2 separate regions of the Homo sapiens genome follow, and region 1 is linked to region 2. A link is an interaction called in ENCODE POLR2A ChIA-PET data of the cell type or tissue named here. Cell type or tissue: PC-9. All regions are shown on one strand. Each heading gives the region's core, and the rest is flanking DNA. Links, peaks and the distances in the headings are about the cores only.

Region 1 (15,828 bases), core at 5,709-10,708, 57 kb after region 2:
TCAAAGAATTTTATCTTTAAATATTTTACATTAATTTTAATTTACTTTTTTGATTTAAAAATACTCAATTTGTTTAATATTGCATATATTTTAATTTCTGGCCCCTTAGATGATCAGAACAAAATTATGTCAAATATTAGATTCTTTAGATGGAGATTTTTCTGAAATGAAAAAAATAGAATACATTTTATAAAACAAACATATAAAAAGTCATTAATAATGTATGTCTCTATTTGTCTTTAAACATGGCTGGCCACAAAACATTTAGAAACACATATTGATAATGAAATTTAATAATGTTTGATATTGTGTGTCATATAAAAGCTATAACTTTATACATAATTTTCAAGTTTGTCATTATGAAGATGTATTTCAGGAAGATATAATATATTTTAATTAACAGTTGGTTATTTTAGTTTATAATTGTAAAATATTGACATATATGGTATGTGCACCCCATTAGTATTCTTGCCCACACACTTACAAATATTAGGGGCAGGTGTGCCTTTCTTGACAATTCCACTGTAAAATTTCAACATCACTCACATCCTCTGTATCATCTTCCTCTTCCCAGATTTACTTTTCTTTAAAGTTCTTATCAATATTTCACAAGATATACATTTTGCTTTTTAATTTGCTGCCTTATTTTCTTTACTAAAATGTAAGAGTAATAACATAGCAGAGATTTTTGGACTTTTCATTCACTGCTATATTCTCAGGGCCTAAAACAAAATACGGCACATGCTTGAAAACAAAACATGGCACATGCTTGGTATGCCTAATAAATTCATTTATTCATTCATTCTTCAATCAAAAAAATGCTTATTGAGTACCTTCTATGTTCCAAACACTGTTGAAATCTATTAATTGGTATTTAAAAAGTAAAAATAGAAAAAAAGAAATGAGAATATTCTTAATTGGAGAAAGAAATTAATGAGGTGATCTCACCCCAAGTCTATGCAGATTTTTTAAAGGGTTGTAGAAGAGTACAAGCCACCAACCACTCCCACCTCCCACCAGGGGATTCCATTCAACCACTGCTATCAACCCTGAAATCACATTATTTCTTTGTCAGCCATTCTAGAATACAAGAAGTGACTCACAAATTCTTTAATCCCTGCTGGCAGCAAGGTTGTCTCCGAGTCTGCATATTTAGATGCTGCCTCAGGAATCATCCTAGAATAAATTTGGATGTGAATCAGTGTTAAAAAGTATGTCTCATCGTGTCAGAACTAAAGGCTTTTATGGTTTTAAATTCTTTTTTCCCTACAAAGGGATTTTGCACACATACAGCAGACATCAAAGGCTATTTGTAATTAAGCAAGGTCTTGAAAGGCTACTAATGTACTTTAATCTATTGGAATAAAAACTGAGCTGGGCTCTGAAGCTAAGTACAGTATTATTCATCATTCCTCTTTTTACAAGCAGTGCTGTCTTTGTAAACAACAAACATAAACTAGGAATCTGAGTTCTACTTTCTGCTCTGCCACTATTAGCCATGTGACCTCGGGAAAGTTACTAGAGATTATGTATGCAAAATGACTGGCTCTATCAGTGGTAGAGAATGTTCATGAGCCTTCAAAATTGAAATAAAATTTTTACAATTTAATCTACATACAATGTATATTGAATGTATAATATACTCAATATATTTATAATTCAATATATCTATAATTTCTATTCAATATATTTATTATATATATGCCATTTTATGGGATTTTTATGTAGAGAAAGGAAAGACAAAATATATAAAGAAAGCAATATCTGTTCAAAATATAAAATTCGATTGTTTAATCCACATGGATTAACAGCAAATTACATAAATGAGAGGAAAAAGCCAATCTAATTCTGAATTTAATTGGCCATTCAGTTTAGTCAAATATCAGTTGACCCCAAGTGGAGAAACATAGGAGACCATCTGCTAGAAGGTCTGTCAGATTCCCTGCTTGGCAGTAAGTGCAGGCAACAGTCTCTGCCTAAGGATGGAAATATGTACAAAGAAGGAATCTGAGAGTGTGATGGTTAATTCAAGGCCCAGATGGATGTGCAAGAGTTTTCAAGTCATATTGCTTCTAACAGCTAGAAACAAAAAATAAACTAAATACCTACCAATAAAATGTGATACTTCCACAAAGGGTGGTCATTAAGAATAATATGGTAGAAATGAATGTGCTGACATGGAAAGATGCTTATGATATGTTAAATGAAAAATTAAAATTTGGCTGGGCATGGTGGTTCACACCAGTAATATCAGCACTTTGGGAGGCCAAAGTGGGCGGATCACGAGGTCAGTAGTTCCAGACCAGCCTGGCCAACATGGTGAAACCCCATCTCTACTAAAAACACAAAAATTAGCTGGGCATGGTGGTGCACACCTATAGTCCCAGCTAGTCGGGAGGCTGAGGCAGAAGAATTGCTTGAACCAAAGAGGCAGAGGTTGCACTGAGCCAAGATTGTGCCACTGCACTGCAGCCTGGGCAACAGAGCAAGACTCCATCTCAAAAAAAAAAAAAAAAATTAAAATTTACAGGGATGTAGTTGGTATGATCCTATTTGTATAGGAAAAAGCATGATATGTTAATATGTTACAGGAAAGGGGTCCCTATCTAGACCCCAAGAGAGGCTTCTTGGATCTCACACAAGTAAGAATTCAGGGCGAGTCTGCAGTACAAAGTGAAAGCAATTTTATTAAGAAAGTAAAGGAATAAAAGAACGGCCACTCTATAGACAGAGCAGCCCAGAGGGCTGCTGGTTGCCCATTTTTATGGTTGTTTCCTGATGATATGCTAAACAAGGGGTGGATTATTCACGCCTTCCCTTTTTAGACCATATAGGGTACCTTCCTGATGTTGCCATGGCATTTGTAAACTGTCATGGCGCCAGTGGGAGTGTAGCAGTGAGGACGACCAGAAGTCACTCTCGTCACCATTTTGGTTTTGGTGGGTTTTGGCTGGCTCCTTTACTGCAACCTGTTTTATCAGCAAGGTCTTTATGACCTGTATTTTGTGCTGACCTCCTATCTCATCCTGTGACTTAGAATGCCTTAATTGTCTGGGAATGCAGCCCAGTAGGTTTCTGCCTCATCTTACCCAGCTCTTATTTAAGACGGAGTTGCTCTGGTTCACACGCCACTGATATTTCCTCCCTCTGTTTTATAAGAGAACCCGTAATCCTGAGGGTTGCAGAGGGATGAAGATCCGTCTTCTGTAACTTCTTTAGGCTGAATAGAGGTGATGATATTCCTGCCTAACTATGAGGGTCTCTTGCATTCAGGGTATAGAGAAGCTCAGTAAGAAAGCATCAGTATGGTAAATCCATTTATAACTCTTGAGTTTCAACAAAAGGTGATATCTGGAAGATTAATAAGCGTTTAAGAAAACATTCAGCAAGCTTGTCCAGTATTCCTGCACAAAGAGTATAAAAGCAATATATTCCAGAAAAGCAAAGCAAAATAAGTAAAGTTATTCCGAGTAAACTAAATTAGAAGGCTTTTCATGAACTGGGCAATTGTTGAACTAAGCTGATATGGGGTTGATAGCTGATTGTAATGTGTCCAGAATTAGAATACAGATCCAGATTTTTACATTACCCATCCCTCTTGTTTCTTCTGAGCAGCAGCCAGAGATCACTGGTTGGTTCACAGGAATAAGCAGGGTTAGCCTAAATTGCAGAAACAAACTTAGAAACAACTAATGAGACTAGAATTTAATAAAAAGTGTACCATAGTTCTTGAAACATAATATTTTGCTCTCCAGTTTCCCATTTTTACTGAAGACCATTCATGGTAAGACTGATTTCCTTTATTATGCTTGGCCTGATTATTTGTATAAAGTGCAGCAAGAATAATTATTTTTCACACAGACTCTATTTAAATTGGCTTTGATGGAACTCTGTTCTATAGAAGGAATCTTAGATGAGACTTTTTAAAGCCAAGCTTAGCCATGGGTTTGTACCCTCAAATACCTATAAGTTGAGTAAATGCCTCTCCTCTTGGGGTCCCAAGATAACTTGGGGCTTCTGGACCTGTCAAAAAGTGACATTCTTTACTTACCACAGGTGAGAAATCTTGTATAGGGACTGTTGCAGACAAGGTCTGTGGCCAATTCCTTAAGGGGCTTTTATTGGCTTTATAAGTCAAGCTGATTCCTTCAAGGAAAGCACACCATTCCAGTTAAAGCCTTGGTTTAAAAAAAAAAATTCTCCAATTGTGTCCTGTTACAAAAGAAAACAGATTTTTTGTTTGTTTGTTTGTTTTTTAGATGGAGTCTCGCTGTGTCACCCAGGCTGGAGGCTGGAGTGCAGTGGTGTAATCTTTGCTCACTGCAACCCCTGCCTTCTGGGTTCAAGCGATTCTCCTGCCTCAGCCTCTCAAGTAGCTGGAATTACAGGTGCATGCCTGTAATTTTTGTATTTTTAGTAGAGACAGGGTTTTGCCATGTTGGCCAGGCTGGTCTCAAACTCCTGACATCAGGTGATCCACCCACCTTGGCCTCCCAAAATGTTGGGATTACAGGCATGAGCCACCACGCCCAGCCAAGAGCAGATTCTTATTGCACTTATGCAAATAACTATATTGCCATAAGTTAAGAAAACTCACAACTAGTTTCCTAAATTTTGGAAAAATTAGGTAGAGAAAAACAAATATGTTCCAAATTTTGTTCACAGCAATATACTTTACTCAATTCCTACAAGCTATGAATAGCTCAAAATGATAGTATCCTTGACTCTGAAACACAAAACTAAGCATCAGCAGCGTTTTAAGCAAAGTTCAAAAGATTACTTAAGTTTTCTATTGGTTCAGTTAATTCAGTTAACTCCTATTCCATTTGATATTCATGTACATTCCAACTCTTCATGAGAGTTCTGAAAGTTATTTTCTCTATTCTAATGTTACAATTTCCAAAGTTATTAGAAACCTGCATTTAAGAAGACCTTCTAGCATTCTATAGTTGATTATAAACCACCTTCTAAAGAAGATTAACACAAGACAACAATTGTCTGTGGATGACAAAATGTTTTAGGGCAGCCACAGTCAAAGAAACAATTGACAAAGAAATTTGTTACCTCCATGGCAGACAATAATTTTATGTAACAATTATAATTGTTCCTGATAATGTACACTAAATCTATCAAAATTATAGAAGTTTCTCATAATTTTAGAATATGTACTAATAACACATTTATGCAAATACAGCCCAAAGAAAACTAAACACCCGTTTATATTTGACAATGCCTCCTGTATGATTTTTGTACCAAACAAGCCAAATTTTACCTTTACATTAATGTAGCATTAATGTTAAACCCAAGTTTTAAGAAAATGTTATAGACATATTTACCCAGTTTTAATGTTTAACCATAAGATAAGATTCTTATAAACATTTTATAACCCTTTACAAATTTTTGTTAAAGAGCATTTCATAAGCAGGTTTTTGCTCTAAGAAAAACCTGTTGTGCTTTTATTCCAGTGTTTAATTTATAGAAATACTGAAAAATACCCCTTTAATTTAGCCAATGTCCACACACAGAATCTTTTACAATTATTTTTTTACAAACCTTCCATAACTGTGCAAGCCTTTAGCTCCATTCTATCTAACTTAAAACATTATTTAACCCTTTAGGAAAAAAAACATATTCCCATGCCTTCTTATAATATTTACCAAAAGTACATTCTACTTTCCTTACACACACATTACATGTGAAACTGTTTTTTTTATAGTCTCAATTACATGTTACAATGTTAACTTTTAGCGAAAGTTACTTTGGTGAAAACCCTGGTTAGTAAGCAATTTTAATTATGTACTAGGTGTGGAGCCTAGCCAAGGACACACCATGCAGAAGTGCAGGTAAGGGCTGACTCTCCAGCATAGCTAGGGGGTGTGGCTAACTCCACATGTCCCCAGAACTTACCTTACTTAAGCATGCAAGTTGTACAGTAAGAGTCATAGTGGCATTTTAGGAAGTATTCAGGAGGCCTGACAACCTTTGAATTGTACATTTCTTACATAAATCCCCTTTCACAAATCCTTTCATGACTTACACAGACCATCTGAGACATTCTTGGACTTTCTGACTTGCCCTAAACATCCCTCCTTTTAAACAACTAGTCATTTTACTTTAGGGCAAGAATTGACCATGCAAGATCCTTTCTTACATAAAATCTCTTTCTTTATAATCTTCTTTGTATAGCTAGGGGGCATGGCTAATTCCACATGTCCCCAGGCCTTATCTAGAATCTAATGGTTTTAAGGTAGGTAAATTGAACAATTTTTAAAAGTTAAAGAAGCATTTTGTGACCTTAAAGCATTTAGCAAACTTAATATCTGACCCACATAATTTAGACTAAATGTTTTTATTTTATCAATAATTTGTAAAGCTGTTTTTATTTCCCAAAGATTACTAAAATTACATGAACTAAAAGACATTACAGCTTTTATTTTGCTTTTAAAATATTTGATTTAAGCATTTATTTTTGTTTCAGCCAATTAATTAGAGTTCTTTTATGTAAACATTACACATAACACATATATAGCTACACAGAAAGACAAAATATGATTACTACAGTGGTTGTAAGATTTTTCGTTTGCCAGTTTTTAAGTTTCTTAATTGGATTACTAGCTTTAGGTTGGAGCCCTTGGAAGAACAGGGCCAGGAAAGGGTTTTCTGGTGCCTCTTGTTTTTCCCAAGGAGTCCAGGCTGTTAGAGCTTGAATATCCACTTCTAATTAAACTGATTCTAACCATAGCACTCTTTAATAACATCCTTTTAGAATTTCTTACGTCAAACGGCCAATATTTCTGGCTTTTGAACTTTACCAAAGGTAACCTCCCAGGTGCTTAGAGAAAGGAAAATTTAAGGCAGTCCATGGAGGAGAAGAACATAGACAAGATCACGCAGATAAGTAAACCAGAAATGATTTACTTCTTAGGTGGGGAATTGAACCTGGACCACCACTGTGAAAATGCAAAACATTAGCTACTGAGCTGCAGCATGGTGCAGCTTCCATTTCCTTTCCCGGAAGGAGTCTAGAGTAGTTAATTTTGAGCTTGGAAAGGCTTTTAACTATTTAATATGATTTTTAGAGCTAACTATGACATGAACCCAAAAATTTCTGTTCCCTGGAAGGTGGAGACCAAGAGAAAGTACTGCCACATGGTTACAAGGTCAAGCCCCCAAGGACATAAAACAAGGTGGAGACATCATGCAGTTTTTTGGTTTGTTTCAGGGACCTGCAGCCAAGGTTGTTACTGACCAGCTTGCTGGGTTGTCTTGAAAAGTGGGCTTAAAGGTGTTCTAAGCCCGTGTTTTATCCTGAAGTACCCCTCAACACAGAAAAATGAATTCATAGTGCAAAATACACCAGCTTAAGACTAGCCTTAGAATTCTTTTTTGCATTAATTAAGACTTTACAGAAGAGATATACACTGATTTTCTTTTTTTTTTTCCTCTCATTCAACTGTTTGCACAGAGAGAGAAACCAGAAATCTGACTGGTAAGAAATTTTTACCCTTTTGCCAGCATGCCAGGCTTCTGAGTTCCCTTTCCTTGAGCAGCTCTAGTGATCCAGCTTGTGGCACCATCGCCCTGGGGGCAAGCTTCATCATAAAGGAAAATTACGTTTTTTTTGTTCTGGCCAGAGCAAAGTATGTGTGACAAAACATACACATTAGCCACTCTGCTTAGCACTTAATACCAAATTGGCAAGGCCTAAATTTGCCCCCAGATGGCCCCCGTCATCTTTAATCCAGCCTCAGTCCAGGACTTTCAACACGTGGTCTCTGGGCAAGATGGTTGCCCTGAGTAACAGAAAAGCTAAGAAAGGGAAAGGGGAGAGAGAAAAGCATTGTCTGTGGCAGGGTGGGGAAGGCGAAATGCTCAGGGAGGCCAGAGAAAGACCTACCCATTGCAGCGATACTGAAAAGTTCAGGCGGCTGCAACTGCTGTTGTGAAGGGAATTTTTTCCAGCAGTCCCATCAGCTCTCAAGTTTCTCCTTTTGAAGGAGGAAAAGGCTCCCCATGTCCCACGATCTTGCACATGCCTAACCCTGTCACCCACAGCCATCAGCAAAGAGTTCAAGGCAGATTAATCCAAAGAGTATAGCAGTTTACATCTCATAGTACCAAACCTGTTCTTAGCTGAGAGGGACTTTACTGAGAGGGGCCTCTAACTCCCTAAATCTTAGAAGGGATTCTAACCCTCCTAATTTGGGTGTCTAACCCAAGGTCAGTCAAGCATCCTTGCCTTTTATTAAGAGGGGCCTCTAACCCACTCGTTCTTGGAAGAGACTCTAACTCCCCTAAGCTGGGCCTCTAACCCAATTCCATTCTTTGCCCAAGTACCCCACCATTTACCCAAAGTCCTCTAATAAGTGCTGCAGTCTATTTCCTTTGGGTCAAGGGGTCTCCTCAGTATTGTCCCTTTTGTGGTTCACAAGAAAGATGTTACTGGACCTCACTACTTTCCCAAAGGTAGCTGCTGCATTAGGGTTTCTGCACTATAGTCCCTTCTGTGGTTGCCAGAAATATGTTTCAGGAAAGGGGACCCGATCAAGACCCCAAGAGAGGTTCTTGTATCTCATGCAAGAAAGAGTTCAGGGTGAGTCCATGGTGCAAAGTTTATTAAGAAAGTAAAAGAATAAAAGAATGGCCACTCCATGGACAGAGCTGCCCTGAGGGTGGCTCCTCAACCATTTTTATGGTTACTTCTTGATGATATGCTAAACAAGGGGTATAGTATCTATGCCTCCCCTTTTGAGACCACATAGGGTACCTTCCTGACATTGCCATGGCATTTGTAAACTGTGATGGTGCCGGTGGGAGTGTAGCAGTGAGGACGACTGGAGGTATCTCTCATCACCATGTTGGTTTTGGTGGAATTTGGCTGGCTCCTTTACTGCAACCTGTTTTATCAGCAAGGTCTTTAGGACCTGTATTTTGTGCTGACCGCCTGTCTCATCCTGTGATTTAGAATGCCTTAACCATCTGGGAATGCAGCCCAGTAGGTTTCTGCCTCATTTTACCTAGCTATTATTTAAGATGGAGTTGCTCTGGTTCACACGCCTCTGAAAAACATACACAAATATATCTCCTTCTTTGTCTCTGTCCCTCCCTGTCTCTCTCTCTCTCTCTCTCTCTCTCTCTCTCGCGCACACACACACACACACACACACACACACACACACACACACACACCCCTACAGAAAAACATCAAAATCTTCATAGCAATTACTTCTGGGTGGTGTAATTCGCCTAACAGGACATAGCTGATTAACCCTTTCTTGGCAACAGAGTATGACCATTTAGGGATTTTTCTGGCAGTTTGATTATTGGAGCTATTTAATCATGGCTGTATAATAATTATCCCTTAGCTTGAGTTCTTGCTGAGTAGTTCAAAACATTCATGCATGCCTCATTCCTTGAATCAGCCAGCAAATATTTATTAAACACAAGCATGTTTATTTTTATCATTTTAATACTAAATATATATTATTGATATTATTATAATTATCATTTTTATTAAGTATTAAACACCAAGCATTTATTAAGCACAAGCTTGCCTCTGTGATAGGCAACAGCCTTATAAGAGACAGAAAAAAATAGAGAAACATGGTCCCCTCTTTCATAAGGAGATAAAAAGATTATTCTCTGGCCAACAGGTATATGAAAAAATGTGCAAGATCACTAATCATTAGAGAAATGCAAATCAAAACCACCATGAGATGCCATCTTACCCTAGTCAGAATGGCTGTTGTTAAAAAGGCAAAAAATAACAGATGTTGGCAAGGATTCAGAGAAAATAGAACTCCTACACACTGTTGGTAGGAATGTAAATTAATACAGCCTCTCTCTATGGAAATCAGTAAAAAGAATCCTCAAAGAACTAAAAATGGAACTACCATTCAATCCAGCAACCACACTACTGTGTATCTACCCAATGTAAAAGCAATCAATACATCAAAAATATAGTTGCAGTCATATGTTTATTGCAGCACTGTTTATGACAGCAAAATTATGGAATCAACCTAAGTATCCATCAATGGATGTTTGGATAAAAAAAGCATAGTATATATACACAATTGAGTACTACTCAGCCATTTAAAAAATGAAATCATGCATTTTACAACAACATGGATGAAACTGGAGATCATTATCTTAAGTGAAATAAACCAGGCACAGAAAGATAAATATCACATGTTCTCACTCATAAGTGGATGCTAAAAAGCGTTTCACATGGACATAGAGAGTGGAATGATAGATAATGGAGACTGGGAGGGTTGAGGGTGGGGGGCAGATAATGAGAAATTGAACATCGAGTGCAATGTATATTATTCAGATGGTGGATACCCTAAAAGCCCTGACTTGACCATTACACAATCTATGCATGTAACAAAATTGCACATGTGCGCCATAAATACGTACAAATGAATGGAACAAAAACAAAGCATACTCTTTGAACTTCAAAAAAGAAAGGTCATTCTTCCATTTTAAAGATGATTAAACTCCAGTGTAGAAAGTTTAGATGACTTACTGATAAATTGCTGAGCACTGATTAGACTCCAGCTCTTATAATTCTTCTACACCTTGTACCAGATTATTTTCCTATACACTGCATTTAAATAAAATAAACACAACCAAGTTAAAACTCAAGAAGACATTTTTCTCCTATAGTAAATTGGAACAAATTAGGAAAATAAGAAGAGAGAGAATTACCATCCATAAGTTCATCACCCTAAGCTAACTACAGTTAAAAATGTGGCACACATTATGACAGAAATGTTTCAGTACTTATTTATAGGCAGTATACTTTTATAAAAATCAAATAAGCATGCAGTTAATTAATTAATATAAGCTATACCATAAAATACATACCAATAATTCACTCTTCTCATTATATCTTTATCATAGATAATCCAGTTAATTGTAAAAACCTACTAAATTATTAATAGTTCAATAAGCAATGATATTTAATATCTACATGCCACGGGGTTTCATATGTGAGCTATTAAATGTATCATCACAATACTCATATTTTTACCAAAAAATGAAACATAAACATCACCTGTAAGAAATACAATATTTTCATGATCATTGACATTTAGGTTTTTCTCTACATTCTTCATGCTGATAGGGTTGTGACATCTTTATACTTTACAAAAATCTAGTTATTTTGTAAAACATAAGCAATAATAATTTCAAAAATTAAAACAGGCCACTTGCCATCTCCTCTCTTCCTCCTCTCATTTAGCATTTTCTCAGGGCTATTGATTGACAAACTGGTTTGACTCATAGTAAATAATAAAAACCAATTATTATGGCTGCAGGGCAATTCAAGAAAAGTGGCAAAAATGCAACCCCACTGTATAGGAATATGTAAAATGTGTACTTATGTTTTAAATGCCATCAATATATGGTATGTGTTTTTATAAGAAGTTTCCTAAAGAAAAAAATAAGGTTTTCTCTGAAGTTGTAAGATGACTGGTAAGCAGCACACACACTTACATAAATATATGTCAAATTTCAGTTGAAGGTCACTTAAGCCTTTAGTACATAGATACAAGTGGGTCAGTCCCCCTTCAATTCTCTGGGTATGGAGGTACTGCATCCTCACTGCCATCTCTGGGTGGAGCTTATAGTTTCAGAGCCACTGCAGCTTCCCAGGTCTGTAAACCTCAGGTGCTATCTCTATCCTTCCCGACATCCATCTTGGCTTGAATCCCAGTTCATTTATTTTCTTTCCATTTCCAGCAAAAAAAAAAAAAAAAAAAAAAAACATGTCAAACTAATAATGAGAATCATGGAATTTCCTGAACTGAGGAGAACATCGTTTAGGACACAAAAGTAAGAATTTACTTTTTAGAAACGAAAACACCTTCTCAACAAACAAGTAGGTATTACCCTTTCACAGTAGAATTTTACTGTCCACACACAGCCACCACCTAGCTTCATTGGTTTGACTCCTCTTCTGTTCCTCTTAGCCTTGCTTCTTAATCCTTCTCTTCTGCATTGTCCAGGGGTTCAAACTGTATCTTCTATTATGTAGAGCAACTCCATCCCATCCTACCTTGTAGTTTTGTTACTTGGCCACACTGATACCCAGCAAGGAGTGTCCTGTTTCTCTTTGGTTTATTAAAGCATTTTCTCAGATGAAGATATTTATCTCCCAAGAGATTTCTATTGTACACTGCTTAAAAAAATTCTCTCTCTGCATAGGTTATTTTCCTTCTTTATTCAAAGATGCAGACTTTTTCCTATATTTTAGCATTTCTGAAATCCTGATGACTGTGTGTATATATAATAATAGTGAATTCTTTTGATGGTGAAGGGATTCTGGGTTTGAGCAGTTGAAAGGTAGTGATGATGACTCAAATAACTTTTAAAAAAAAAAAAAGAAAAAAGTTTGCTTTTGTCTTCTCTGCATTAAATGGCCAACGTGTTTGTAACTGAGCCAGATTGTTTTCCTCTGTCCTAAGAGGGTAGTTATTTCTTATTTTAGAGGGTTGTTAATCCCAGTTTTGTCATCTGTTGGGTCTTCAATTCTGATGAATCTTATATCGTATATGGCCATTGCATCTGCACATACATGCTCAGATACTGTGACTTAGTGAAGATACGAGACCACATAGACTACAGGTTCAAAGTACCTGCTGCCTAATAATGTAGGTTTTGACACTCACCTCAACTTGGCAGTTTCAAAGAAGAAAAGTCATTCTGTGAATTAATTGCATGGCAGCAAAGCTTCTGTAGAAGAATCAGAAAACTACTTTTGAAAATGTCAAATAAGGCCAGGTGTGGTGTTTCATGCCTGTAATCCTACCACTTTGGGAGGCCGAGGCAGGTGGATCACGAGGTCAGGAGTTTGAGACCAGCCAGACCAACATGGTGAAACCCTGTCTCTACTACAAATACAAAAATTAGCCGGGCATGGTGGCGTGTGCCTGTAATCCCAGCTACTCAGGAGGCTGAGGCAGGAGAATTGCTTGAACCCGGGAGGTGGAGGTTGCAGTGAGCCAAGATAGCACCATTGCACTCCAGCCTGGAGTGAGACTCTGTCTCAAAAAAAAAAAGAAAAAAGAAAAAGAAAAGAAAATGTCAAAACAGAATTTGCAACCTAAGATTTCTAGAGTTACTGCAAAGAGATCTTGAATCGTTATTGCCAGAAGTGCCTACCAGGCAATAATACTAACTGTAACACAGAAAACAAGTAATTATATGACCATTTGGATTAAGGAAAATGGATATGCATTCTGTAAGAAATGTTTGTAAATGATAAGAAGGAAATGTACTATATTCCTTATGGACCCATTGCAGCAGACGCTGCCATTACTCCATCTATTTCCCTTGGACCTGTCAGTGCCCTCATGCTGACATCCATCAGCCTGAGTCTGCATCTTTGTGCATGAGGACTTATTTTCTCAGAGTCACGGAAGTTTTCTCTTCCTAGAAGCATGAGTCACAGGCCAGAGATCCAGGTAATTAATGATCCTCAGGAGCAGTTCTCAACCATTCGCTCTCTGGAATATATGCACGAATACCCAAGTTCCCTCACCCCTTGAATGGGATAATTCCAAAGTATTTGTTTTCCTCCGCTCTCCAAAAGTTTCTCCATGGAGTTAATTTCCCTTCGTTCTTGTGCAAGGTGGCTCAATAATCACCCTTTACGGACAACTTTTCCTTTCCTCTTTCACTTCCTCATTCACTTGCTCTCACTTTCTCATTCACTTGCAGTTAATAGATATGTCTCTAGTCTGCTTTTGGGAACCGAACCGTGGCACCCACCATCAGACTTAGACATTTTTGGTGTTTGTACATGCAGTACTCTTTTTGAAACACATGAATGTTAACTTTAAGATTCTTTGTTGATGACCTTGGCTGCCAAAAGCGAGTTGTCATTAGTCTTTGTAGTATCCATGTGCAATACCCAACAGACATGTTATGATGAAGTCAAGTAAAAATTAGCTGATGTCATTTTCTCTTTTTATTCCTGCATTATTTTTATGTGGCTTTTGGGTTGGTCTATGAACATTGTCAAGAAACCTCACGGTTTTAAAAATACTCAGTTTTAGTTATTTATTTCAATGTCTGTGAATTTACAACCTTGGCAAGTGCTTTATGTTTATTTTTAATGGCAGATATCTATTTTAATGTGGACATTTTAAAATGCTGACATATCTACATTGTGTAGAATATGATCATTAACTTGTAACCAAGGTGTGATCTCATATTATTACCTCTCCCTTTGGTTGAAAAAAAAAAACCTAAGTTTTTATTATTTCCCTCCAAGAATAAGTCAGACAATTGGTTAAAAATTTTAAAAGGTAATAAAATAATAGTAATTTTTTAAAACTAAGAAGCTGATATTTCTACAGTGCTCTTATAATCAATAGTTTCTTAAAATTGAGGACATGCATGCATACATTTTACTAGCAGTTTGTGCATATTATAAGGTTTCCTTTATAAGAGTATAAAGAAAAAAACTCATAATCCCAATGCTCAAATACAAATACTATTAACATTTTTAATAGGTTTCTAAACATCTTTTTTGTGTTTATACTCATATTTTTTGGCATTAATAAGGTCATGTAATATATGTTGTTTTATAAACTACTATATTCACCTGATAATGCTTCACGAATGTTTTTCTGTATTACCTCCTCTTACTCAAAATGGTACATCTTCTTTTAGAGTAGATGCTATGCAGAGGATGAATATATGATCTGATTGAACGTACTTTCTGTTTCGAAGTGGCATCTTCTGCCAACAGCATCTGAAATATTCATTGTTGTATTTATTATTTGTAGTTTCTAGCTTTTTGGAGAAGGAGAACATCCAAGGATGTATATGCAAATATTTTGCCCCCGCAACAGAGTAATTAACTTTCTAGTGTATCTATTTACCTTAATGTGCTATCCAAACTTGCTACAATCCTATCAGCAGGAACTGAAGAGAGGTAAAACAAACTGGTTTTGAATTTTGACTCTTGGCTCACCAGGACAGGCTCAGGCAGATCCCCAATAGTGAAGGCCCTAGAACAGTTAGAGAGCATGAAAATCTAACAAACCAACAAAAACAAAAGTGGGACCATTATTCCTCTAACTTATTATGTTAGAATTATGTAAACCTCGGCTAGTTTCGTAAGCTCTTTGGTCATTTGTTTCATTCACTGGTACCAAGAGGAGGCTGGATTTTCTCTGTGAACATTTTGCTTGCCAAGAAAATGAGTTGACCTGTCTTTGCTTCCAGTACATTGTCATGGACATACGTAGTTTCTCTTTGCCTAGTTCTTTCTCCTGATAACATAACCCATCTCCCGCTTTTGGAAAACCACACCTTTCCTATTGTCTACCATGCAGCTTGTGTGGGGGTAACCCTACCTCTGGCTCCAGAGCTGAGCATGTTAACAAGCCTGGCCAATGAAAATACTAAATCCCTTTTATCTTAGTGATTGGTTCGGGAGTTGACATGTAACCCAAGTCAGCCAATGAGAACTCTGCTTGGGAAAAAGTATCTCTTCATTCAGTCTGCAAATCTGGCAGAAGGTAAGTCTGGAGCTGCTGATGGCCATCCTTGCCATTACTTGAGGAGGGTCTATGGAGAATAAGGTAATAAATAAACACACAGGAAAGCAGGGCCTACATAGATTGAGATCCTTTCATCTGACTTATGTCTGAAAGTTTTTCAAGAGAAAGAAGCCTTTGGGCTGTAACGGCAACAGTGGTCCATACAGAGTGTGGCAGTTATACAAGGAGGTAGCCAGATCTCAAGGAGACAGGAACCTGGCCATGCACTTTCCACATTCAGCAGTGATTCCCAGACTTCAGACGTGCCATGAAT
Region 2 (15,828 bases), core at 6,372-11,371:
GGGATCTTCAATATGTCTGCCACTGCTTCCTGCTATTAGCAGCTGGAGAATGACAGGATGAGAGGCAAAGACACAAGAGAGTTGGGACTTAAGAAGATATTTCACCTGAATAATCATGGAATATAAAAATGCAATAAATATGCTATGAATATACTATTTTGCATGATGCGATTGTGTTGATAAGAATTCTTCACATATATTCAATGAATTTACATTTTGCACTATTTTTCTTGGATATCAAGAACTGTAACAATTGTCCACTTGCAGGATTAATAATATATTCTAAAAACAATAAATTCAAAAGAATGCTCTGTGTTTGAGAATATAGTCTTACAATTATATCTTTCATACCCTCTGTAGTATCTGTCTCTTCTACCCTGAAGCTCATCCGTTTCTCAGCTCACCTATTTTTCAATTCCCCTTTCTCTGCTCTCTCTTTCCTCAGCCTCCTCTTTTCTTTGTTCTATAGCTCCAGCTGGAACAGTGCGGACTGTCACAGAAACAAACCAAACATTCCTTAAAGTGCTATAATTAGGGCAAAATAAAAATTCATGAGCCACAACTATGTAGTAGAAAGGTATAAGTAAATTTGATGAATCAGTCATTTGGTGAATTAGACTTTCAACTAATTGGCTTTAGGCATGTTGCCCACTCAACAAACTGACTTCTGGTGGATTCACTTAGAACCTGTGTATTCTGGGAAGAGGTAGAGTGGTGAAAGCATAAAGCTTGGAAGAGATTAGGGTTTTGCATTTTTTTTTGTATAAAAATTGTTTTGGCGACTTATAGCAAAATGTAGTTCTGTCCAAGCAAAGGTGACATGACTCAACTGATCATTAGTCTAGATTGGTGCTGTAGTTGTGTGCAGCACTGATAACTTATTACAACTTCATATCTTTGTGCTCACTGGCTACGTCATCAATTTTATTGAATTTAGAAAATAAGTACAATGAGCTTGGTAGTTTATGTGATATGTGTGACAAATAAACTTTAAAGTAATTGGTGGCAAAGATTATTAAAGTACCTAAATATCATGTTCGGCATATTTTTAAAATATGAAGTATTAAAGGATTTTTTTTGTTGTTCAGTGGTCCTTGTTGAAATTTTAATGCTATGTAGTTCAGTTTCAAAGAGTAAATGTATGTTAACAGCCTTATTTGATTCTCTTATTTAATCATCACAGTAAACCTCTGAAGCAAACACTATTATTAATCTCAGTTTACAAGAGAAAACTGAAATTAGTGATGTTTAGTAACTTGATCATAGTCTTCCTGTTAGTAGGTCACAGAATTCAGAATTTGAAATAAGTAGCATCACTCAATGTGATCAGCACTGTTCAATACAAATATAACATGAGCCACATATATAATTTTACCTTTTCTAGTAGCCACATTTAAAAAGTGAAAAGTTAAATTAATTTAATTTTAATGGTATATCTTGTTCATCCCAATATAAGCAAAACATTATAATTTCGATATAAAATCTATAAAAAGTTAATGATATATTTTGAGTGTTTTTCATATTAAACCTTCAAAATCCAGTGTGTATTGTGCAGTTTCAGCATAGCGCATCTCAATTCAGACCAGCCACATTTCAAGTATTCAGTAGCCACATGTGATAAGTGGATATCATGTTAAACAATGCAAGTCTAGACCTTTGTTTCTCAAAGTGTGGTCCATGGAAGGCAGCAAAGAAATGCAGGCTGTCAGAGCCCATGCCATTTCTACTGAATTGTAATCTTCCTTTATATGAGCGGGGTAATCATGTGTACATCAAAGTTGAGAAAGGCTGAGCTAGAGTCCATGCTCTTTACCATTTTATTATGCTGATGGTTCAGGGTGCTCATTTGCTACCTCATTTCACAAATGGTTTTCAGTATTTATACATGGCAACCCCCTGCAGGATAACACTGATGACAGCGTTACATTGTGAAAGTCATGTTGGCTTTGGAATTAGGTAGATTACTTGCCATAATATCTCATAATTGCATAAATTAACCACTGAGCCTTAATGTCTGCATCTGTAGCATGATCACACCTATGTTATTTGCCTATTAATCAACATTCTCCCTTTCCTTAGCTATGAACTTTCCATTTTAAGATGAGGGCATTGTCTTCAGAGTTTTTTTTTTTTTTTTTCTCTGTCTTCCTGGGACTAAGTTCTGGTCTATGAAATGTTAGCCTAAGTACTTGTCTTTTTGACTTCTGGAACGGTTCTTTAAAAGTTTCTGACTCAGTTCAGAGGTTTATCTCCTTTACCTTATTCTTTCTCTCCTTCAGCCTGGAATATAAATATGATAGCTGGAACTCCAGCAGCCATACTAAACCAGAAGGTGATCTTAAAAATAGAAGTTATACACTAGAATGGTAAGGCAGAAAGATACAATGATCCCAGATTTCTGGGTATAAGAGAGCTTCTGTGCATGTTTAATTGCCTTCTTCATATATACATATATTTTTTTTTCTGTGAGAAAGTTCTGCCTTCTTTAAGCTACTTTGGGTTCTCTATAATTGAACAAAATTCTGTTATATCCACCCAGAATTTTTATTGTACAGATTAAATAAGTTAACTTATATATACAGCCTTAGTAGGCACTAAATAAACATTTTTGGTAGATATGAGAGTGCTAGTCCACAAGGAGCAAAATATAGAGAGTGGACAATAAAGTAAATATAAATGTCCAATAAATAAGTATCTGGCCTGCCATGAATTATTTCGTGCCTTGGGCATACACATGTAAGCTCACAACTTCTGACCTACTAAAACTCCTAACAAATTAATGTAGTTTTTGTCTTTGCTTCTGTTTATATGCTGGATTACGTTTATCGATTTGCATATGTTGAACCAGCCTTGCATCCCAGGGATGAAGCCCACTTGATCATGGTGGATAAGCTTTTTGATGTGCTGCTGGATTCAGTTTGCCAGCATTTTATTAAGGATTTTTGCATCGATGTTCATCAGGGATATTGGTCTAAAATTCTCTTTTTTTGTTGTGTCTCTGTCAGGCTTTGGTATCAGGATGATGCTGGCCTCATAAAATGAGTTAGGGAGGATTCCCTCTTTTCAGGGCAATCAGTCAGGAGAAAGAAATAAAGGGTATTCAATTAAGAAAAGAGGAAATCAAATTGTCCCTGTTTGCAGATGACTTGATTATATATTTAGAAAACCCCATCATCTCAGCCTAAAATCTCCTTAAGCTGTTAAGCAACTTCAGCAAAGTCTCAGGATACAAAATCAATGTGCAAAAATCACAAGCATTCTTTTACACCAATAACAGACAAACAGAGAGCCAAATCATGAGTGAACTCCCATTCACAATTGCTTCAAAGAGAATAAAATACCTAGGAATCCAACTTACAAGGGATGTGAAGGACATCTTCATGGAGAACTACAAACCACTGCTCAACGAAATAAAAGAGGCCACAAACAAATGGAAGAGCATTCCATGCTCATGGATAGGAAGAATCAATATCATGAAAATGGCCATATTGCCCAAGGTAATTTATAAATTCAATGCCATCCCCATCAAGATACCAATGACTTTCTTCACAGAATGGGAAAAAACTACTTTACAGTTCATATGGAACCAAAAGAGGGCCCGTATCGCCAAGTCTATCCTAAGCCAAAAGAACAAAGCTGGAGGCATCACGCTACCTGACTTCAAACTATACTACAAGGCTATAGTAACCAAAACAGCATGGCACTGGTACCAAAACAGAGATAAAGACTAATGGAACAGAACAGAGCCCTCAGAAATAATACCACACATCTACAACCATCTGATCTTTGACCAACCTGACAAAAACAAAAAATGGGGAAATGATTCCCTATTTAATAAATGGTGCTGGGAAAACTGGCTAGCCATAGGTAGAAAGCTGAAACTGGATCCCTTCCTAACACCTTACACAAAAATTAATTCAAGATGGATTAAAGACTTAAACGTTAGACCTAAAACCATAAAAACCCTAGAAGAAAACCTAGGCAATACCATTCAGGACATAGGCATGGGCAAGGACTTCATGTCTAAAACACCAAAAGCAATGGCTACAAAAGCCAAAATTGACAAATGGGATCTAATTAAACTAAAGAGCTTCTGCACAGCAAAAGAAACTACCATCAGAGTGAACAGGCAACCTATAGAATGGTAGAAGATTTTTGCAATCTACTCAGCTGACAAAAGGCTAATATCCAGAATCTACAAAGAACTCAAACAAATTTACAAGAAAAAAACAACCCCATCACAAAGTGGGCAAAGGATATGAACAGACACTTCTTAAAACAAGACATTTATGCAGCCAAAAGACACATGAAAAAATGCTCATCATCACTGGCCATCAGAGAAATGCAAATCAAAACCACAATGAGATACCATCTCACACCAGTTAGAATGGCGATCATTAAAAAGTCAGGAAACAGCAGGTGCTGGAGAGGATGTGGAGAAATAGGAACACTTTTACACTGTTGGTGGGACTGTAAACTAGTTCAACCATTGTGGAAGACAGTGTGGCGATTCCTCAAGGATCTAGAACTAGAAATACCATTTGACCCAGCAATCCCATTACTGGGTATATACCCAAAGGATTATAAATCATTCTGCTATAAAGACACATGCACACGTATGTTTATTGTGGCAGTATTCACAATAGCAAAGACTTGGAACCAACCCAAATGTCCAACAATGATAGACTGGATTAAGAAAATGTGGCACATATACACCATGGAATACTATGCAGCCATAAAAAATGATGAGCTCATGTCCTTTGTAGGGACATGGATGAAGCTGGAAACCATCATTCTCAGCAAACTATCGCAAGGACAAAAAACCAAACACTGCATGTTCTCACTCATAGGTGGGAACTGAACAATGAGAACACTTGGACCCAGGAAGGGGAACATCACACACCGGGGCCTGTCATAGGGTGGGGGGAGGGGGGAGGGATAGCATTAGGAGATATACCTAATGTAATGATGAGTTAATGGGTGCAGCACACCAACATGGCGCATGTATACATATGTAACAAACCTGCATGTTGTGCACATGTACCCTAGAACTTAAAGTATTTAAAAAAAAAAAAAAGAAACAGGGTTTCGCCATGTTGGGCAGACTGGTCTCAAACTCTTGACCTCGAGTAATCCGCCTGCCTCAGCCTTTCAAAGTGCTGGGATTACAGGCGTGACCCACAGCGCCAGGCCAGTGATGCCATCTTGAAGGGACACCGCCCTGATGATGGGCATTTAACCCCCACCTACCAAAGTGTTCTGCAGCGAGGTTGTCAATGCCTGGAGCATACATTACTCGTCATAAAGCTGCTGATCTAATCCACATAGTGGTCACATATCGTGGCAAAAAAAAAAAAAGGTCCGAAGATATAAGCAGCTGCACCAGTTTTACCGTAAATGCTTGTTCTATAAAGAGTACTTTCTGGAGGGTAGGTGCAGGGATCCACCACCTCCTGATTGCCCAGGACATTGCTTCTGTTTGTAAGTCCCTGTAAAGTATTTCTTGTTGAGAAAAAAAAAAAAATGAATGTAGCTAATGTTCAATGTGTTGATGTCCATGTGGAACTCTTTCCTTGAATCAATAATGGGAAATTGCCAGTGGCAATGATGCATCTTATCAAGCCTACTCTATTGAATTCCTTTTTTTTTTTTTTTTTGGTAATATCTGCTATAACAACACTGTCCCAGATCTTAATATGTTGAAATCACCTCATCTGGGACTACTCTGGTTATTTGGGGGGACATGTATCTATTTTCAATGATTCTTAACCATACAATACAGAAGCAGAAATTTTATTTAGACATATTTATTATCTAATCATTTATTTTGAAATAAAGAAGAGGTAGAATTAAAAGAAAATCAACACTTGAATTTATGGACACATTAGTAAAAATTTTTAGTTTGTGAAGGAACTTTAAGCTAATCCAACCATCTCATAGTACAGATAAGGAAGCCGAGACCCACAAATTAAAAAAAGGGCTCATTGAAGTCCATAGCAAGCAGCTTGTTAGGAGTAGAGCTGGCAGTAGAACAGTTCCCCACTTCCTGATGCAAACTGCTTTCCATGTATTATTCCATATATAAACATGTACAACACATGCAAACATACATACATATGGCGGTAATGACTATTCTAAATGTGGCCAGTGAGTTACAGTTTAACAAAATGCTTTCACAAACGAGATCACATTTTTTTTTTTCTTTTTTCGTGTGTGTGTTTGAGAACCATTTCTGTACAGTATTTTATTTCAGCTCCCAGTCATTGTGGTAAAACAATCACAAGACAAAATATATAAGAATTACAAAGAATAGTTATCATTTTTTAAGAATTGCCATATAATTATATTGTTACAAATTCAATATAATAAAAGTTTTCCTATATCTTATCTCTAACAGTAAACATTGATTTTACTCACCATAAATGATTTTCTTTCAAGCTTTAATATGCTTGCTAGAATCATATATGACAATAATTGTTATACATTTTTATAACTTCAACTTTTATTTTAGATTCAGGGGGTGCATATGCAGGTTTGTCACATGGGTATATTGTGCAGTGCTGAGGTTTGGGGTATGAATTAATGATCCCACCACCCAGGTACCAAGCATAGTACCCAATAGGTAGTTTTTCAGCCCTTGCCCACCTCGCACTCTAAATCTTCTAGTGGTCTCCAGTGCCTACTCTTCCCATCTTTTATGTTCTTGTATACCCAGTGCTTCCCTCCTACTTATAAGTGAGAACATGCAGTACTTGATTTTCTGTTCCTGTGTTCATTAGCTTACTATAATGGCCTTCAGCTGCATTCCTATTGCATCAAAGGACATGATTTCATTCTTTATGGCTGTATAGAATTTTATGGTGTAAACGTACCACATTTTCTTTATCCCATCCACCATTGATGGGCACCTGGGTTGATTTCATATATTTGCTATTGTGAATAGTGCTTCAATGAACATATGAGTGCCTGTGTGTTTTTGATAGAACAATTAATTTTCTTTGGTATATACCAAGTAATGGCATCGCTGGATTGAACAGTAGTTCTGTTTAAAATTTTTAAAGAAATCTCCAAACTGCTTTCCTTAGGGGTTTAACTAATTAACATTCCTCTCAACAATGAGTAAGAATTCCCTTTTCTCCTCAGCCTTGCCAGCATGCTCTTTTTTTTTTTTTTTTTTTTTTTTTACTGTTAATAATAACATTTGGCTCTTTCAGGAACCCTGCAAAGTAGGCATTCTTTCCCCATTTGTCAGATAAGGAAACTGAAATATAGAAACATAAGTTACTGTCAAAAGTTGTCACATACTGGCAGAGCTGTGACTTGAAAGGGTTTCTCCTGTGTTGAAGGAATGGAGCTTTGAGTGCCCAGCAACATGTCAATGTGCTTTCTGAAGACATCTCCAAAATTCCCAGATTTATTTTTATTAATATATAAATGCATTATCATAATTCCTAGTTTTCTATCACCACGATTGCAACAAAGCAATTATAAAGGTGCTCTTAGAGATACGTGCTGGGGTATGACATAAAAAACAGGAGCTGTCCTTCAAAAATTCTTAGAAATACTGGGAAAAGAGGTATATGAATATTTTAAGGGCAAAAGTTTGCAGTTTTGAAATATATATTCAAAATATATAAAAACGATCAGCAGTGCTTTAAAAATATGCCTTCATAAAATACAAAATATCTTCCTGGAGGAGAGTCGGAGAAGATGCAATGATTTTGAAACAAGAACACAGTACTTTTAGGAGACCATAACAGAATGTTTGAGTAGTGGGAGGACCGAGTTTTATTTTAAATTGAGAAATAGGAAATATGTATCTGCAAAAATGGAAAAAAATTGAAATGCCTGAGAATCAAAAGTTTTTCCTCCTTTTCTCGAAGGAAACGTTATACTGATGCTGGCAGTCTGAAAGTAGAATACAAACATGTGGCGTTACACACCTCCAGGAAGCTCCGTGCATATCACAGTCTCATGTATGGTGCTGCCAGGAGGAGAACACAGCGGGCACTATGTAGGTATTATCCCCAGGCATTTTAGAGGACTCTTTTTAACACACAAATTGGGAACACAGTAAAGAAAAAAGCATGGACTTTGTGGAGATCTGGGCTAATCATATATGAATTTTAGTTTCTTTCAGCTTTAAAGTGAGGATAATAAAACTTGTATCTCAAGATTCTTCCAGGTTGTCCTATGAGAGACTAAGGTTTAAAAGAACACCAGAATGCCCTCAACTTGAAAGAAAACTCATTAATGGACATAATGATGTTTACTTTGTCACTGAAAACGACATTACAAAAGAGGTAGCTGTGGTCACTGAAGTGTAGGTTTCCAGTCACCTGGGGCTAGCCACGACCCAGAGTTAAGACAGGGAAGTGGTATGGCCACTCCACCCAGACCCACGAGAATGCCTTTTACCCCAGCTTCTGTGTGTTTTGCTTTCTGTGGGTTGCTCCTACAACTTCATTCAAAGGGCTACCCTCAGGCTACTGTTACTACTTCTCTGCATTGCATGGAGAACTGGAAGCACCTGGGAGAGGATGACCTCCCAACCCTCACTCCAGGACAGACTCCTGTAGGAGTGTGAATGCCCGGCTGGCTGTGGGAGTGCCAGACGTCTCTGAGGTGGCATTTTGACTCCATGGTTCCTGTGGGATCACGGGGAGGCTGGGGCTTTGCCTGAAATCACATCCTTCCTTAGACTCTTCGCCTTCCCTGTCCTGTTGTCCCCCTGCTCTTACTGGTGATTTTTCTGAGAGTTTCTTTAATAAACCACTTGCACAAAAGTCCAAGAAAGTTAATTGTTTATGCAATTCAGAGATCACCTGCACTGGGAAATGAGGTTAAACTTGGCTTGAGCCCCAATTCCAAGTCTTGTAAAAGCAAAGTCTGCTGCTGTCTCTGCCTGCACCCAGACCCGCTCTGACATGCGTCTCTACTTCTGCTCTCACTCTCGTCATTTGCCTTTTCCTGTTGACAATTTCTACACTCTCAGTGACTTTTGAATTAGTGAAGAAAGTGAAGTAATAAATTTTATGTAATACCTCAAAAATAACCATAGTAAAATTATTGTAGACTAATTTTTTTTTTAAAAGGCTGCAGCCGATAAGAGAATTACAGAGCAAGAGAGCTAATAGCATCTGTTGGTAGGGAGCTATGTTCTCCACACAGCTTTGTTTTATCTATGAATATTGGTAAGTTGAAATTTATTAAATAGAGGGACATATTTTAAGTAAAGATAAAAGAACCCCAAACCAGTGCATAAGTGCATATTGTATATACCCTCATACATGTATATATGATATAATTGAACATGTTTACATATATATGCATACATTTATAAAGAAAACATTCCCAGATGTAAAGACAATTCTGGGTTTTGGAGTAATTGGTTATTTTAAATGTTTTCCTTTGTAATAAGGTACATTATACCTACAGTAAAGTGCATAAAGTATATCACTTAATTCGTTTCTTAACTATGTGACCCTCATGTCACCATCACTCAGATCAAGACATAAAACATCTGCAATCTGGAAGGCTCCCTGGTGCCTCAGTCAATACCAACACCTATGTGGCAGGCCAGGTCTTACTAACACCTGCCTCCATAACAACTGTTTCAGTACTGACTCAGTGGTTAAGTTAAATATTAAAAGCAAGTGCCCTTATACAAAAGCTGGAATGTAACAAAAGCCCAAACAAGAGTTTTGTCTAGGCCTTTCCTGGGCCTTAAAGCATGACAAAATAATGAAGGAATTCTTAACAGGACCCATTTAAGATGAAACAAGTTTTATTGGGCGGTTGAAGAAACTCCCCAGGACTCCACAAATAAGTTTATTGGGGGTCTAAAGGAATCCCCAAACCTCTGTGATTTAGCAAGAGACAAGATAAAGTTAATCACCCCAGGACCTGGACCCATTTAGATTAAGTAAATTTACCGAGGCTCCAGACGAAGGTGTTCTGGACTCAGAGTTTAGTTATAGACTAAAAGAAGTTAATCACTTATGTCTTTAGATAAATTCACACTTACACATACAGACATATAGCTTAGAAGGTATATAAGCTCCTGAAAACTTTGTAATTTTCAGCTGGTCTGGCAATAATTCCCAGGCCTTCTCCCTGTAACCAGTGGCAGAAATAAAAACTCTCTTCCTCCCCAGTTCATCTTCATCTCATTATTGGGCCACTAGAATAGCAGCCTGACCCTCAGTTTGGTCTGGGAACACCTACACTTCTTACTTGCTTGGCAATATAGAGTCTTCTGACTTTTACCATATAGGCGATTTTTTAACCTGTAGGTTTTTGTCCATATTTTCAAATTTTCTACAGTGAACTTATACTGCTTTTATAATTACTAAACAAAGCAAAGTTGACAAACAAACTGCTTTATCCAATGGTCTGGGTGTCTTATATGGAAGAGGCAAGTGATTTTCAGAAATCCTAAAGCAGTGGCCACTAGCAAGGAGAAGTGTAGGGTACATTTGCCACTAGAATAAAGAGAGCAGAAGGGAGTTTATGGATAGAGAGGTCTCTTGTGTTGAATGGAGGCCTGAATTTCAGCTCCACTTTTTTTTTTGTTAGGAAGAGGGCTCTTAGGGTGGCAGCCAATGGTTTCATTGCTCTTACAGTTCTTTCACTTTGTAAGCAGTAAACTGGGATTACAGGTTTCAAGAAACTGATTCTCACTGATCTCTTTCAGGCCCATATTTTTCAAATCCATCATTATTCAATTGAAGATTTTGATGTTCCTGAGGAGAGGTAAATTACTGCCTTGGAAGAGCTTTGCTAGCAAAAAGGAAAATATCACTGCTATGGTAGTTCACCAATTATTCTCAAGTCTGTGCGAGACTGTGGGAATCATTCCATTTCTCAACCTCTTCGTTTTTTAGAAGGGGGTCTGATGATGGAGAAATAACAATCTTGCCATGATTAAAGAAAAACTGCTATTCTTCAAAGCACTTTTTCTTGAAGATTTCAAAGGTGTGGACAATTTCTTAGAATCGGAGGCAAGATTTAAAAATAACTAAATTTTGCTGGCCTGCCACCATCTTCAAATCTTCTGATAAGTCTTAAAAAGGAGTTTTGTGCTGATTCCTGTAGGCAGTTACCATGAATATTATTCATTTGTCCCCAAATATTAGAGGTAGAAGAGGAAAAGTGTGTTTTGTATAGTTAAAAAAAATAACTAGTAGGTTCCATGTTTGCACTTGGCATTATAAACTACACATTCTTTCATAGTGAGAATAAACAAGGAAATTGGATTCAAGCAAGACCCAGTTCAAATGACATGAAAAATTCTTTTGGATAAATCGTGTTTAGTTAAAACTTAAGCCCTATGAGTTTATTTTTTCATATTTAAATTGAGAATACTACTACTTCCTCAGAGGATAATTATGGGGACTAAATTTTAAAAGCAGAAAAAGAACAAATGAACACTCCATAAATGGTGGCTTTATCTCTCTCTACCTTTAATGAGATGTCCTAAGGGAAGTATAAAAGAAGAAATGGAAGAGTGATAAAATTAAGAATATGCATTTTGGAATTAGGCATAAATAGTTTTAAGCTATAGGTCTTCCATCTACTGGATTTGCAACCTTAGGAAGGTTAATTCTGAACCTCTCTGAACCATGGTTTCTTCATTTTAAAAATGAGATTAAGAATGATAAATAGGTTAGAGGATAAATGAAGATTAAATAATGTTAAACATCAACAAAGTTCTTAGCTCAATGCCTTACACATCAAAAAAATAAAATAAAAAGGTATTTTTATTATTTAGATTAGACCTTAGCTGCTACCATGTTATTTATAAAAGTGGGGAGATAATAATATTTTCATGTTACAGTAAAGGAAACCTCTATGTAAAGTGTGATTTCTCTAAATCTGAGAACATTTTCAAAGGATGTATTCAGTATTCAGAATCCCTGCCAAAAGTTTACTCTTTTGACTCCTACACATGTCTCTTTCTTAATTTTGAGGCTGTTTTATTAAGAAATTATTATTTGAATAAGTACATGAAATTCTTAATATTACCAGGACAAATAACAGACATTTTTATATAGGAACAAACTTCTGAATTTGAAAGTCTTTTATGGGTCCAGTCTCCAGGAGAGGAGACCACCGTATTGCTAAACCTTAGAGTGTAATTTAAAAAGTCAGTGATAAAGACAGTGGTGACAACATCCAATACCAAGAGCATGATGCATGCTGTACCCTTTACTCTCTTGAAATGCCTTAATTAAAAAGAGGGTTCATTCATGCATTCATTATTACTCATTAGAATCAAGTTTGTCTTTTAGTAAACCATGTGGTACATTATTTTCTACAACTCATAAAAAACACCTTATTCTCACTTTTTTGACATAAATCAATGCGTGATGTGAGAAAGTGAAGATTTCAATAATATTTCTACTCTTATTAAATTTTGTATTAAATAGACTGTTTTTAGAGCAGTTTTAGGTTCGCAGTGAAAATGTGCAGACAGTAGAGAGTTCCCATAAACCAGCTGCTTCTCCCACCACACACAACCTCCATAACTATCAACATTTCACTCCCCAGTAGTACACTGGTTACAACTGACAAACCTGTGTTGACACATCATTATCACCTGAAGTTCATAGTTTATTTTAGGATTCACCCTTGGCACTGTACATTCTTTGGGTTTTGAGAAATGTAAAATGACATGCATTCACTATTGTAGTATCACACAGCACAATTCCACTACCCTAAAAATCCTTTGTACTCTGCCTATTCACCCCTTCCTCCTCTAACCTTAGCAACCACTGAAATGTTTATTGTCTCCATAGTTCTGCGTTTCCCAGGATGTCATATCATTGGAATCACATAGTACGTAGCCCTTTCAGATTGACTTCTTTCACTCAGTAGTATGGGTTTAAGGTTCCTCCATGTCTTTTTGATAGCTTGATGGCTCATTTCCTTTTATCACTGTATAGTACTCCATTGTCTGAATGTGCCACCATATTTTTATCCATTTACTTATTGAAGGGCATCTTGGGTGCTCCCAACTTTGGGTAAGTATGAATAAAGCTGCTGTAAACATTCACGTGCAGGCTTTTATGTGGACATAATTGCTCAACTCACTTGGGTAATTAGCAAGGAATGTGATTGTTGGATCATGTAGTAAAAGTATGTTTGGTTTTGTAAGAAACTGCCAAATTCTCTGCCAAATTGACTATAACATTTTGCATTTTCTCTAGAAATGATTGAGACTTCCAGAGTCTCCACATCCTCATTAGCATTTGGTATTGTCAGTGTTTTGGATTTGGCCATTCTAATAGGTGTGTAGTGGCATCTCATTGTTGTATTAGAGAATTTGGAATTCCCTAATGATATATGATGTTGAACATCTTTTTGTATGCTTATATGAAATTTGTATATAATTTTTGACAAGATGTCTATGATCTTTGGCCTATTTTTTAATACAATTTTTCATTTTCTCATCGTTTCAAGAATTTTTGTATACATTTAAGATAGTAGTCCTTTATCAGCTACATCTTTTGCAAAAATTTTCTCCCAGTCTGTGACTTATATTCTCATTCTCTTGACATTGTCTTTCACAGAACATGGCTTGTTAATTTTAATAAAATTCAGCTTATCAATTGCTTCGTTTATGGATTGTGCCTTTGTGTTATATCAAAAATTCATCACCATGCCTGAAGTCCCCTATTTTATCTTCTAGGAGTTTTCTGGTTTTGCATTGTAAATTAAAGTCTATGACCCATTTTGAGTTATTTTTTATCAGTGTTGTAAAGTTGATGTCTAGAATAGTGGGGTTTTTTTTTTTTTTTTGGCATGTGGATGTCCAGTTGTTCTAGCACCATTTATTGAAAACACTATCTTTTCTCCATTGTGTTGCCTATGCTCATTTGCCAAAGATGAGTTGACAATATTTGTGTAGGTCTATTTCTAGGCTCTCCTGTTGCACTAATATATTTGTCCTTTATTTAAAAAATCAATACCACATTGAATTACTATAGCTTTATAATAAAGTCAGCTAGTGTCAATCCTCTGACTTTGTTCTTCTTTAATATTGAGTTTGCTATTCTATGTCTATTTTCTCACCATATAAACTTTAGAATCAGTTTGTCTATATCCATAAAATAACTTGCTGAGATTTTGAATGGGATTGTGTTGAATCTATACATCAAGTTGGGAATAACTGACATCTTGACAATATTAAGTTTTCTTATCCAGGAACATAAAATGTCTTTCCACTTATATAATTCTTATGTGATTCATTTCATCAGAAGTTTATAGTTTTTCTCAGATAGATTTTGTATATATTTTGTTACATTTATGCCGAAGTATTTTATTTATTAGGGTGCCAATATAAATGACAATTTTTAATTTTGATTCTACTCATTCATTGCTTATATATAGAAAATGTTCTTATATTTTTTATCTTCCTTTGCCTTTCATTTTCTACTTATTGTTTGTTATTGGTACATTATTAATATTTATAACATTTACCTCCTATTATATATTTCCCATGATTTTATATTCTGTGTTTACTATTGATCCCTTTTCCACTGTGTCTTCTTCCATCATCTAGTTGTCTGGATTTTGTCCAGAGAAGTCTGGATGTTTAGAAGTCTGTTTGTTTTAAAAACAGGCTACTTGGTATTATGCTACCAGATTCATTCATGTTTGAAAATTTCTACATTTTGGCTATTCCATGAAAGACAACTTGACTAGGCATCATATTTCAGGGTCATATTTTTATTTCCTGTAAAAAAATGTTGTTGTTGTTGTTGTTCCTTTGAATGCTGTTTTGGAGAAGTCTGGGCCCAGAATAATTCTAGAGAATTCCTTATTCTTGGTAATTAATGCCAGTGCTTGTCTAGAAGGTATCTTCATGCCAGCTTTTATATTAATTTTTCTTTTGATTTGCTTATTTAGTTTTGTCTTATTTCAGTGAAATCTTTTAATATGACACTGATGATATTTTTTCTTCTATTTTTGGGTTTTCATCTTTAAGAATGCCAGTTAACTTTTTGGTGAATCACCTTTGTCTGCTGTAATATCTATTTTTTCTCTTGAATTGGATTACTATATAAGTCCTTTCCCTCTTGCATGTTAAATGGCTATCTTTAGCTTTTTCTCTTTGTCAACAGTCTGTCATCCATGCTTACTTACTGGTGTTTGTTTAAAAATAATTAAAAAATTTATCTGTAGTTGTATTGTTATTGGCCTCCGTTTATTTTCTTATCAAGAAAATCTTTATTTTTATCTCATTTTGCTCGCTGTTTTGCTTGGTATTTCTTTATCTTATCTTTAAACATTTATTTCTTAAATTCCTGACATTATTTAGTTCATCTATAGCTTAAAGCACCTCTAGGAAACGTCCCTCTTTTCTGAAAGCTTATCTTTTCTTCAAGAATAGATTCTTCATGTATTTTTGGTATAGTATAGTTGTTTTCCCATTATTTTACTGCATATGCTAGGAGAGATGTATTAGACCTTTCCCTCTCTTTGTCTCACTCCTTTATGCTGGATACTCTTAACTGGGCAGTGGTGTCAGGTCTAAAACAGAGTGGGTGGATCCTCAATGAGTCTCTTTCCAATCCAGTTGTAAACTGTTTGTCTTCTAATTTAAAACTTGAAGATAGTGTAGAGTGGGAAGCAGTGGTGTACTGCAGCCTGCTCATACAAGCTCATGAGAGCAGGTTATTCCATTTTTGCAAGTTGGTTATTAAATATACACAGATGTTATTAAAAATTAAATCATATTGATTTAAAAATAAATGCATTGTATTAAAAACTCCCCCATCCTGATTACTTTACTATATTTTTCTATTATCCATACTATTGAGG

The links. Peaks named below come from ENCODE experiments on the same cell type or tissue, not always from the same donor. Only the 100,000 strongest peaks of a DNase experiment are listed, where the experiment ranks them.
Region 1: POLR2A ChIA-PET joins it to region 2 with 5 read pairs; 5 of 35 experiments call an interaction of 5 or more read pairs at or near these places.

Annotation. Positions count from the first base shown.
Region 1 is chr3:30,267,847-30,283,674 of GRCh38, reverse strand. No RefSeq gene overlaps it. Among named protein-coding and RNA genes, the nearest start is that of LINC01985, 240 kb to the left of the region's middle. RefSeq lists an enhancer at 12,713-12,882. In PC-9, for the core only: no CTCF peak of the experiment used is centred there; no DNase peak of the experiment used is centred there.
Region 2 is chr3:30,325,489-30,341,316 of GRCh38, reverse strand. No RefSeq gene overlaps it. Among named protein-coding and RNA genes, the nearest start is that of LINC01985, 190 kb to the left of the region's middle. In PC-9, for the core only: no CTCF peak of the experiment used is centred there; a DNase peak (open chromatin) is centred at 8,346; H3K27ac peaks cover 946 bases.